2 separate regions of the Mus musculus genome follow, and region 2 is linked to region 1. Evidence: chromatin loops called from intact Hi-C (ENCODE). Cell type or tissue: heart. All regions are shown on one strand. Each heading gives the region's core, and the rest is flanking DNA. Links, peaks and the distances in the headings are about the cores only.

Region 1 (4,393 bases), core at 77-4,076:
CTTTGAATGTCCTTTCTCCTTGGCTAATTTCGTGTTTTCTCTCTCTTTCTCTCTCTCTCCAGCTTTTTTTAACCTTGTCTTCAGCAGCTGTACTAAGTCTAAAGGAGAAGACTGCCATTATAGAAGAGTTAGTTAGGGCTCCATACTGTCTCAAGCAAGAAACCAACCAATCCCCCTCCCCTGCAACTGCGCACATATACACCACACTCAACAAGTGTACATGTGTCCCTGTGTCCAGGCAAGAAGCTCTCTTCTGACTTACATGGTGTTTCACATGGAATTGTCTTGTCCCAAACTCACAAGGCAGGAAAAGAATCATCAGAGCTGGAAATGGACCAAATGTAACCTCAGAGAGACAACAACAGGACCACTCACCCAGGTGTTGTTAAGTGACTGTGGCAGACCTCAGCTGTGGTGTGGAAGTGCTGTTCACCAGGTTTTGAGTGTTACGTTGTTTTTCTTAAAACGATTCTCTGGTTCAGTGGGTTGACTGTCTTCAGACACTATTAAGCTGATTTTGAATATGGAAGAGAAAGTTGAGTGGCATTTGCACCTTCAGCATTCACAGACTTTCTGCAGACCCCAGCAAGGTGGGGAGAAATGGAACAATTACCATTCAGCTGGAGAAAGACATGAGGGCGGGGGGAACTTAAGCTTAGTTGAGAACAAAGTTTCTCCACACAAACTTCCAAGGGGCTTTGCAGGTTTCGCAAGAGGTTTCTATTCAACTTGGTATCTTGAAGGAGAGCTTTGATGGCGGTACATCTGCCTTGAAATCATTGGCTTTCCTTACTCTCTGAATACCATGTGAATGTGCTCATTCCTATCTGTCCACACCACAGACACCAACATTCTGCTGTCTCGTCTCTTGAGAGAGCCTCTTTGCATGTTTTCCAGAATCTCCGTTTGTTTTTCCTTTCTTCTCTGTGGTTCTTTTTGCTCAAAGGTGTGATCAGTCACTGCTCCTCCGGGGCTTCCATTCTCCAGAAGATACATCCCGGAACCAGCACTGTTTAGCTCATTATCTTTCTAATGTCCATGTCAATTTTCAATAAAATTCAAAGAAATGCTCAGTGGCTCCATGATCTGCTCCCATCAGTTGGTGGCATGGGTCACGGCAATTTGCTTTAGGAATGGGTGGCCACCTCCCAAGTGGATAAATTGGGAGGCTCAGAGAGCTGCCAGGAGCCTACTAAGTCTTCCTCAGTGGACTGGCATGTCCCTTCCCCGTGCCTTTCTTCCTCCTGTCCCTGACATTCCCATGGGACTGGGTGGTATTAGCAGGAAGTCCTCAGCTTTCCCTTTAACTAGCACTGGTTGAACTAGTGTTCGACAGTAGAAGGAGGGTAAAGACAGAAAATGGCATTCCACAGAACAAAAACAAAAACAGCTCTTATTTACTCCTGTGCTGTGAACATTTTCCCAATTTCACTAGTTGAAAGGCATTCTGTAGATACCAAGCCTTGGGTCACTCAGGGATGCCTCCAATCCTCCCGGGCATTGCAATAGGTAAAAGGGAGAGTGGTCAGTTTTCAGAAATCTGCTTGTGAGTGAATTGGGGCTTGCTTCCCTCAGCTTCATTTGCCTGAAGACCAAATGATGAAGAAAGGAAACCTAGAAGCCTCTGCTTGGATACCAGAGCAAATAAAATTGACCAACCTCTACGCAGCTCACACACTAGGGGGCAGCAGAGTGAGACTATACTTACGACGTTGGTGAACACTGATACTGAGAAGGTGTTGGAAAACACAGGATCCATAATCTGTTGGAATAGCGGGAAAGTTGTGTTGTGTTAAGAAAACCACAGGCGGCCTGGTAATACAGTAAGTCGCCTACCGCCAAGCCCAACTATTTGAGTTCGATCCCCAGGACCCACATGGGGGAACGCGAGAACTGATTCCTTGCAAGTTGCTCTCTGACCTCCCAACACGTGCTCCAGCACTTCACCCCTACACGCACTTCATCTCAAGCCCCCAGCCCCCACACACACCAAAAAATAAATAAATAAATAAATAAATAAAAAGAAAGAAAAGAAAAAAGAAAAGAAAAAGAAAGAAAAAAAGAAAGTCAAATGCTGAGTTCAAAGCACTGGGGTTCTGTTTCCAGTGGTAAAAGCAATAAAATCTTAAACCAGGTGTCAAATTCCTATAATCTCAGCATCCAGAAAGCATCGGGAAGAGGATGTCTTCTCTAACCAAACACAGTAAGTCCAATACCAACCTGGGTTATACATCCAGATCCTGTCTCAGTAAACCCGGCGGGTTGGGGGTGGGGCTTCTTGAGAAAAGAATACCAGCAAATCCTTCACAGAGCTAACTGAAAACAACAAACAAAAAGTATGGGGCCATTAGGGTCAGCAAGCTGGCTCAGCAGGAAAAAGTACCTGCCGCCAAGCCTGGTGGCCTGGGTTTGATCCCTGGAACTCACGTGGTAGAAGCAGAGATGGACTCACGCAAGATGTCCTCTGAGTTTAAGTCAAGTGCGTCATGTGGGCACAAACTCGCTAAATAAATACTTTAAAAATCCGTGGGCCGGGCGGTGATGGTGCACGCCTTTAATCCCAGCACTCGGGAGGCAGAGGCAGGCGGATTTCTGAGTTCTAGGCCAGCCTGGTCTACAGAGTGAGTTCCAGGACAGCCAGGGCTACACAGAGAAACCCTGTCTCGAAAAACAAAACAAAATAAAAATAAAAATCCGTGGATAGAACTGAAGAGATGCTCTGTAGGTTAAACCCACTTGCTGTTCTTGCAGAGGATGGGGTTTCTAGCACACAGGCTTGGGGGGGGGGGTTTCACAACTGCCCCTGCACCTCCAGCTCCGTTGATTCTCTCTCCCTCTTCTGGCCTCTGAAGCTGCAGAATTCACAAGCACATACCCACACGCGGACAGATACACATATACATGATTTAAAATAAATCGTTTTTAAAACCCTGTGCATTTACTAAATGGGGTGCTTGGGTTTGGATACCTCCCACTGAGAACCATCTCCATTTTGCATTACTGCTTGCCTTCTTGGCATGGGCTTTAGAATGTCCTTGCCCTAATAGGGAAGGGATGTAGTTCAGTGGGTAGAATTCTTGCCAGGCACTTACAGCCTTGGGTTCAATCCTCTGCACAAAATAGAACCAGATGTGGTGGCACAGTCCTGTAATACAACACTGAGGAGATGGAGACAAAAGGATCAGGAGTTCAAGGGCAGCCTTGGCCACTGTGTAATGTTCTATACTAACTTACATTATGGGTAATAAGGACATTCTCTTCTATAACCATGTCTTAGGGTTTCTATTCCTGCACAAACATCATGACCAAGAAGCAAGTTGGGGAGGAAAGGGTTTATTCAGCTTACACTTCCACATTGCTGTTCATCACCAAGGAAGTCAGGACTGGAACTCAAGCAGGTGAGGAAGCAGGAGCTGATGCAGAGGCCACGAGTGATGTTCTTTACTGGCTTGCTTCCCCTGGCTTGCTCAGCCTGCTCTCTTATAGAACCAAGACTACCAGCCCAGGCATGGTCCCACCCACAAGGTGTCTTGATCACTAATTGAAAAAATGCCTTAGAGTTGAATCTCATGGAGGCATTTCCCCAACTGAAGCTCCTTTCTCTGTGATAACTCCAGCTGTGTCAAGTTGACACAAAACTAGCCAGTACAAACCACAATTGTCAACTTTGGTAACTGACTCATCTCATTATTAAACCACTTTCATCTACCGAATAATTTTCTTTACATAATTTCCCTTAAATGTAGGATTTAGTCTAAAGTCATACATTTTGCCTTGTCTTCTAAATCTTTAATTGGGAACAGAATTTCTTTTCTTTTTATGACATATTTTTTCTAATATTTTATTTTAAAATTGTGTGTGTGTGTGTGTGTGTGTGTGTGTGTGTGTGTGTGTATACAGTGCCCATGGAGGTCAGAAGAGGGTGTTTGAGCCCTTGGAACTGGAGTTAGAGTAGGCTTAAGTGTGCTTGGAATTGAACTCTGATTCTCTCAGAGAATGGTATGCGTTACTTAACCTCTGTGCCATCTTTCCACCCCCAACACTGATCTTTTTAAGGTCCTGCTTTTTGTTTTTGATTTAGGATCCAAGATGTGGGCTGTCAAGATAGCTCATCCATCAGAACTGCTTGTACATAGTCCTAACAACCTGAGTTCGAGTCTCAGATCTTACAAGGTAGCAAGGAGCAAACCAAGTCAGAGTGCTCTTCTGACTCTCATAAATGCACCATGGCACACACACACACACACACACACACACACACACACGCGCGCGCGCGTGCGCGCACAATAACTCAGCAATTCATTTCATTTTGGGTCAAGGCGCTACTTCATTCCTCCACTACATAATTGCTAGGCTTGTTCATTTCCTCTTCCATCAACAAACTTGCTACTAA
Region 2 (4,393 bases), core at 252-4,251, 150 kb after region 1:
TTATTGTTTGGGGCTGAGTGCCCGTTATCTGGGTCTCCCTAGCTCTCCTGTCCATGCTGTTTCTGAATTCTTACAGACATTTGATTCTGCAACTCCCTATACAAAGGGCTTCTATACAGCACGCACAGTGAAGTCGGTGAGGGAAACATGCCAAGCTAATGGGCCGGCCTTTATTCTCTAAAGGTGATAGAGGAGCCACAGTGACAGGGCAAAAGAACATTTGTTCTGCAAGAAACCCATGGACTGAAGTGAGCTCTGATCCGGGAGGCAAACCTGCATGCATGGCCTTTGTCCCAGTTCCGTTGCTCAAAGATGGGCTTGTAATCTACAGTGCCTCAGTTTTCTCATCTCAATAGGCAAGATGGCTCAACAGGTAAAAGTGCTTGCTGCCAAGACTTGACGATCTGAGTTTAAGCTCCAGAACCTGCCCTGCGTGGCGGACAGAGATCTCTGACTCCCGTAAGTTGTCTGACTTCTTTCTGTATGTGCACTGTGACACACACACACACACACACACACACACACACACACACACACACAGGCACTCACACGCAGATATAGTAACAACAGTGCTTACTTTGTGAATTGTTGTAAGGATTGGATGACATAATGAACATCCACTTGGCCCGGTGCCTACTATATCTTCCCACTCAGTACTAATAGTCACGTTTAGAATCACTCATAGAGAACAGTATGTGCTGCACTATGAGCTGATAAGGACTTTGACTGGGAGTCAGGGCAATAAAAAAAAAAAAAAGGACCCATGTAGGAGACTTATGAATGCAGAAGCAAATGAACTTTGGGTTGGTTGGATGAAGGGACGGCAGAGGCAAGCCTAACTTCTGGATGCTTAGCTTGGCTATCTAGGACACTGATGGCCCAGAAAGGGAAAAGTCTAGAAAGACAGTTTTAGGGGAACATGGGTAACTTTGATAGACAGTGGGTTGGAAGTGATCGTGAAGATGTGCTACTCAGCGGTCCAAATCAGCAGGCTGTGAGAACCATGAGCTCAGGACTGAGGAGGGAGGCGGGGGTGAAGACATAGGATGGAGCATTAGAAGCCCCGAGTGGGTTAATGAAGTGACTGTGTATCTGCAAAGCTTGCTCAAGGTGGTATCCATTGCGGTCCGAGTGGAGGCTATTTGAGCAGGCTGGGGCCTCTGTTTATTCACTGACCATGTGTGTTCTGCTCACTGAGCTGTGCCACTTGGATACCACCTTTGTCCTTCATTTTATGCACTTTCAGTTCAAATGCTGACTTGGCCTAATCCTGCTTACCCTGTGAGTTGTGGTGGGGGCAAAGTCCACTGGGGTATAAATCAACAGGACGGCACATGGGTTTGTATTTGGTGAAATGGAGATAACTAATAGGAGCAACAGAGTGGAGGGAGGGTTCGTGGACCTCCTTCCTGATTCTTTCATAAGGCCTACCAGACTCCAGGTCCCATGTTCGAAGCTGTTCCCCAGACTCCCAGCAAAGTGTTCCCAGCCTGCCTCTCCTTCTCTTTCACATACACCTGCCTATGGAACTATTATAGTTCCCCCCCCCCCCATAATTCTTTGGTTCTTAATAGGGCTTATAGATTAATCACATAAAATATTTGTTGTCAACATTTCTTCCATCTTATACTTTCTTGTATTAAATCCTTTCCTTTTCTTCACCCTCCCCACCCCTTTGAGACAGTAGCTCACTGTGTAGGTCTGACTGGCTTTGAACTTGCTATGTAGACAAGGTTACCTTCAAACTCACAAAAATCCACCTGCCTCTGCCTCCCTAAAGGTTATGCCACTATGCCCAGCCTATTGTTTCTTTAATACACTTAGTGCTGCCAGCATCTTCTGGCCCAGGGTCTTAGCCAGGTGGAGATGCAGATAGAAGGGCCAGGCTGTATCCAGAGGAGCTGGAGTTAAAATGTACAGACACGTGGAAAAGGAGATTTCAGGCAGGGTGGCATTAGGGTCCGTGAAAGCACACAAGGTAGAGGCATTTCATTCCACATACAACTGACCCTTCTCCCCGAGAAACATTCTCTCAAAACATGCGCATGCATAAATTATTTACCTCTCCATCCTCTAGCAGGGCCAAGCAAGCAAAAGAAAAGCAGGATAAAATGCATGTAAGCCTGGTGAAGGAAGGGCTCAGGTGGCTAAACAAGACTTCTGATTATTGTCATTAATGTTCAGAAGAGTTCCAACCTGCCGTGGTATTAGACAGACAGATTGTATGTCCGAATGTCTGGATAAAAGCCCATGAAGACAGGCACTCAGACAAAGGCGTCAGCCACTGTGGGTGCTGGGAAAAACTCCCTGTTCAGTTGGCTATCCACCAGACACCTGCTGTTGATTTGCTTCATGGTGGGCAGTGCCATGGAGAAAACCAATGGAATGCAAATGTTACCATTAACTGTGTTCAGGTCACAGCAGCTTGGTGCCCTTGTGACAAATGAAGTGCGGAAACCTGCCTGATCCAGTGGAAGTGTGTGGTTCTTATGGCTTTCTCTTCTTGATGAATATTGCATTATGTGCTTTACAGGAAAAAAAAAAACTTTAGGCGTTTCCTGTTGCTTCTGCCCCCTTATCTTCCTAACTGAAAGCGATTCTGAGCTGGGCCTGTGAGGTTAGTAACTCACTAAGTTGCTGGTTCATAGCTTTCCATGGCCAGAGACTATGTGTTTACTGCAGTGACACCTAGTGGACAGAGAAGGTAATGCCATGTTTGCATTTGAAGGCCTGTGGTTCTGTCCTGGGTGTTAATTTTAAAAATATGTATTATGGACAAATTGTTATATTTACTAACCCATGAAGAATAAAATTTTGGCTGCGTCATATTAGTTGGCTTACTATATCTTCAGATGACATTTATGATGTTAGTCATAATTAGATGCTAATCCTATTTTACAGTACATTTATTTTGTGTTTTTAAAAACAACCACTATGACTTTGCATTTATTTGAAAGCTGTTTTCTCTGTTTTTGTTTTCTTGAGGCTAATCTCAAACTGGCTATGTAGATGATGGTGACCTTGAAGTTGTGACCTTCTTGCCTCTGTCACTGAGATCACAGGCAAGTGACACCATACGCAGCCTTGACTGCAGCTTCTTGACACAGTATATATACATTAGCTAGAAGGTTCCCACACAAAGGGAAAATGAGTAGGACTGCACTCAAATTCTCACTCTCAGTGTTTCTTACCCTGGTTGGTGGCAGATTGCTATGGTAAGGTGATATTCTAGTGCAGAATGTAGTGTTGGCTAGAGTCTCCTAGAGAAAGCCATTGTTTTAGCAACCAGAAAAAGAAAGTAAAGCTGAAGATTTATGGAGAAGACCAAAATCTCTCAGCTTCACATCTAGATATCACAGAACAGCCTGAAACCCTCTCTGATGACTAGCCCCACCCCCAGGCCTCAAGGTTCGATTTTAGGTAGATCCAGAGCTCACCAAACTTTACCTAAGCTAGGACAGACTCAAAAGAGGCAAGAAAATGCTGGGGATGTCCCTGGGAGCAAGAGAGAGAGAGAGAGAGAGAGAGAGAAGGTATTCTCTCTCTCTCTCTCTCTCTGTTTTTTTTTTTTTGAGACAGGGTTTCTCTGTATAGCCCCTGGTTGTCCTAGAACTCACTCTGTAGACCAGGCTATTCTCAAAATCATGGAAATCCACCCACCTCTGCCTCGTGTAAATTTCATTGAGTCAGCATGGTGGCGTATGCCTTTAATCCCAACCCTTGGCAGACAGAAGCAGGAAGATCTCTGAGTTTGAGACCAGCCTGGTCTACAGAGTGAGTTCTAGGACAGCCAGGGGCTACACAGAGAAACCGTGTCTTTAAAACAAAGAAACAAGGAGGTGGAGAGATGACTCAAAACTATCTATAATAGAGTCTGATGCCCTCTTCTGTCATACAGGGGTATATGCAGACAGAGCACTGATACAAATACAATCTATAAATAAATACATAAATACATAAATAAATGTCAAAACAAACAAAAACCACATGAGCAACAGAGAGGACGTGAGCTGGGCACGGTAGCTCATGCTGAAAATCCCAGCTCCCTGGAGACTGAGGCGGGAAGCTCTTCAGTTTGAAGCCTTTCCTGGATTATGTGGGGAGATCAAGGCCAGTCCTGGTAGTTTAAGGAGATCTTGGCACACAGAAAAATATGCAGTGGCAGGGGGTGTAGCTCAGTGGTAGTAGAATCCTAGTCTAACTCACACATGTCCTTGGGCTTAGTCCTCAATACTCCTTCAGGTCTTGTGGCCTGCAAGAAAATTTCTAGGAATATAATGTGAAAAACACAAGAGGTTTCATTACAGTGTTGTTATACTTAAGAATTAGAAATAGCCCCATTACTTAGAAACTGAGAAATTTTAACTATTTCTAAGATGTTCATAGGGCAAAA

The links. A loop is a pair of places that touch in the nucleus more often than their neighbours do. Peaks named below come from ENCODE experiments on the same cell type or tissue, not always from the same donor. Only the 100,000 strongest peaks of a DNase experiment are listed, where the experiment ranks them.
Region 2: it touches region 1 in a loop (7-fold over the local background); 9 of 42 quality-filtered maps call a loop at or near these places.

What each region holds. Positions count from the first base shown.
Region 1 is chrX:36,908,924-36,913,316 of GRCm38, reverse strand. Septin6 (septin 6) reads left to right here. Exons shown (of 10, transcript NM_019942.5): 10 at 63-2,045. The coding sequence ends at 72. Gm15008 (predicted gene 15008) reads right to left here and starts at 2,483. Exons shown (of 4, transcript NR_045917.1): 1 at 2,428-2,483; 2 at 2,221-2,316; 3 at 1,709-1,762; 4 at 1,332-1,585. In heart, for the core only: a CTCF peak has its summit at 1,679 (motif pointing right); no DNase peak of the experiment used is centred there.
Region 2 is chrX:36,759,364-36,763,756 of GRCm38, reverse strand. All of the region lies in intron 3 of Slc25a43 (solute carrier family 25, member 43), which reads right to left. Among named protein-coding and RNA genes, the nearest start is that of Gm23613, 15 kb to the left of the region's middle. In heart, for the core only: a CTCF peak has its summit at 2,699 (motif pointing left); no DNase peak of the experiment used is centred there.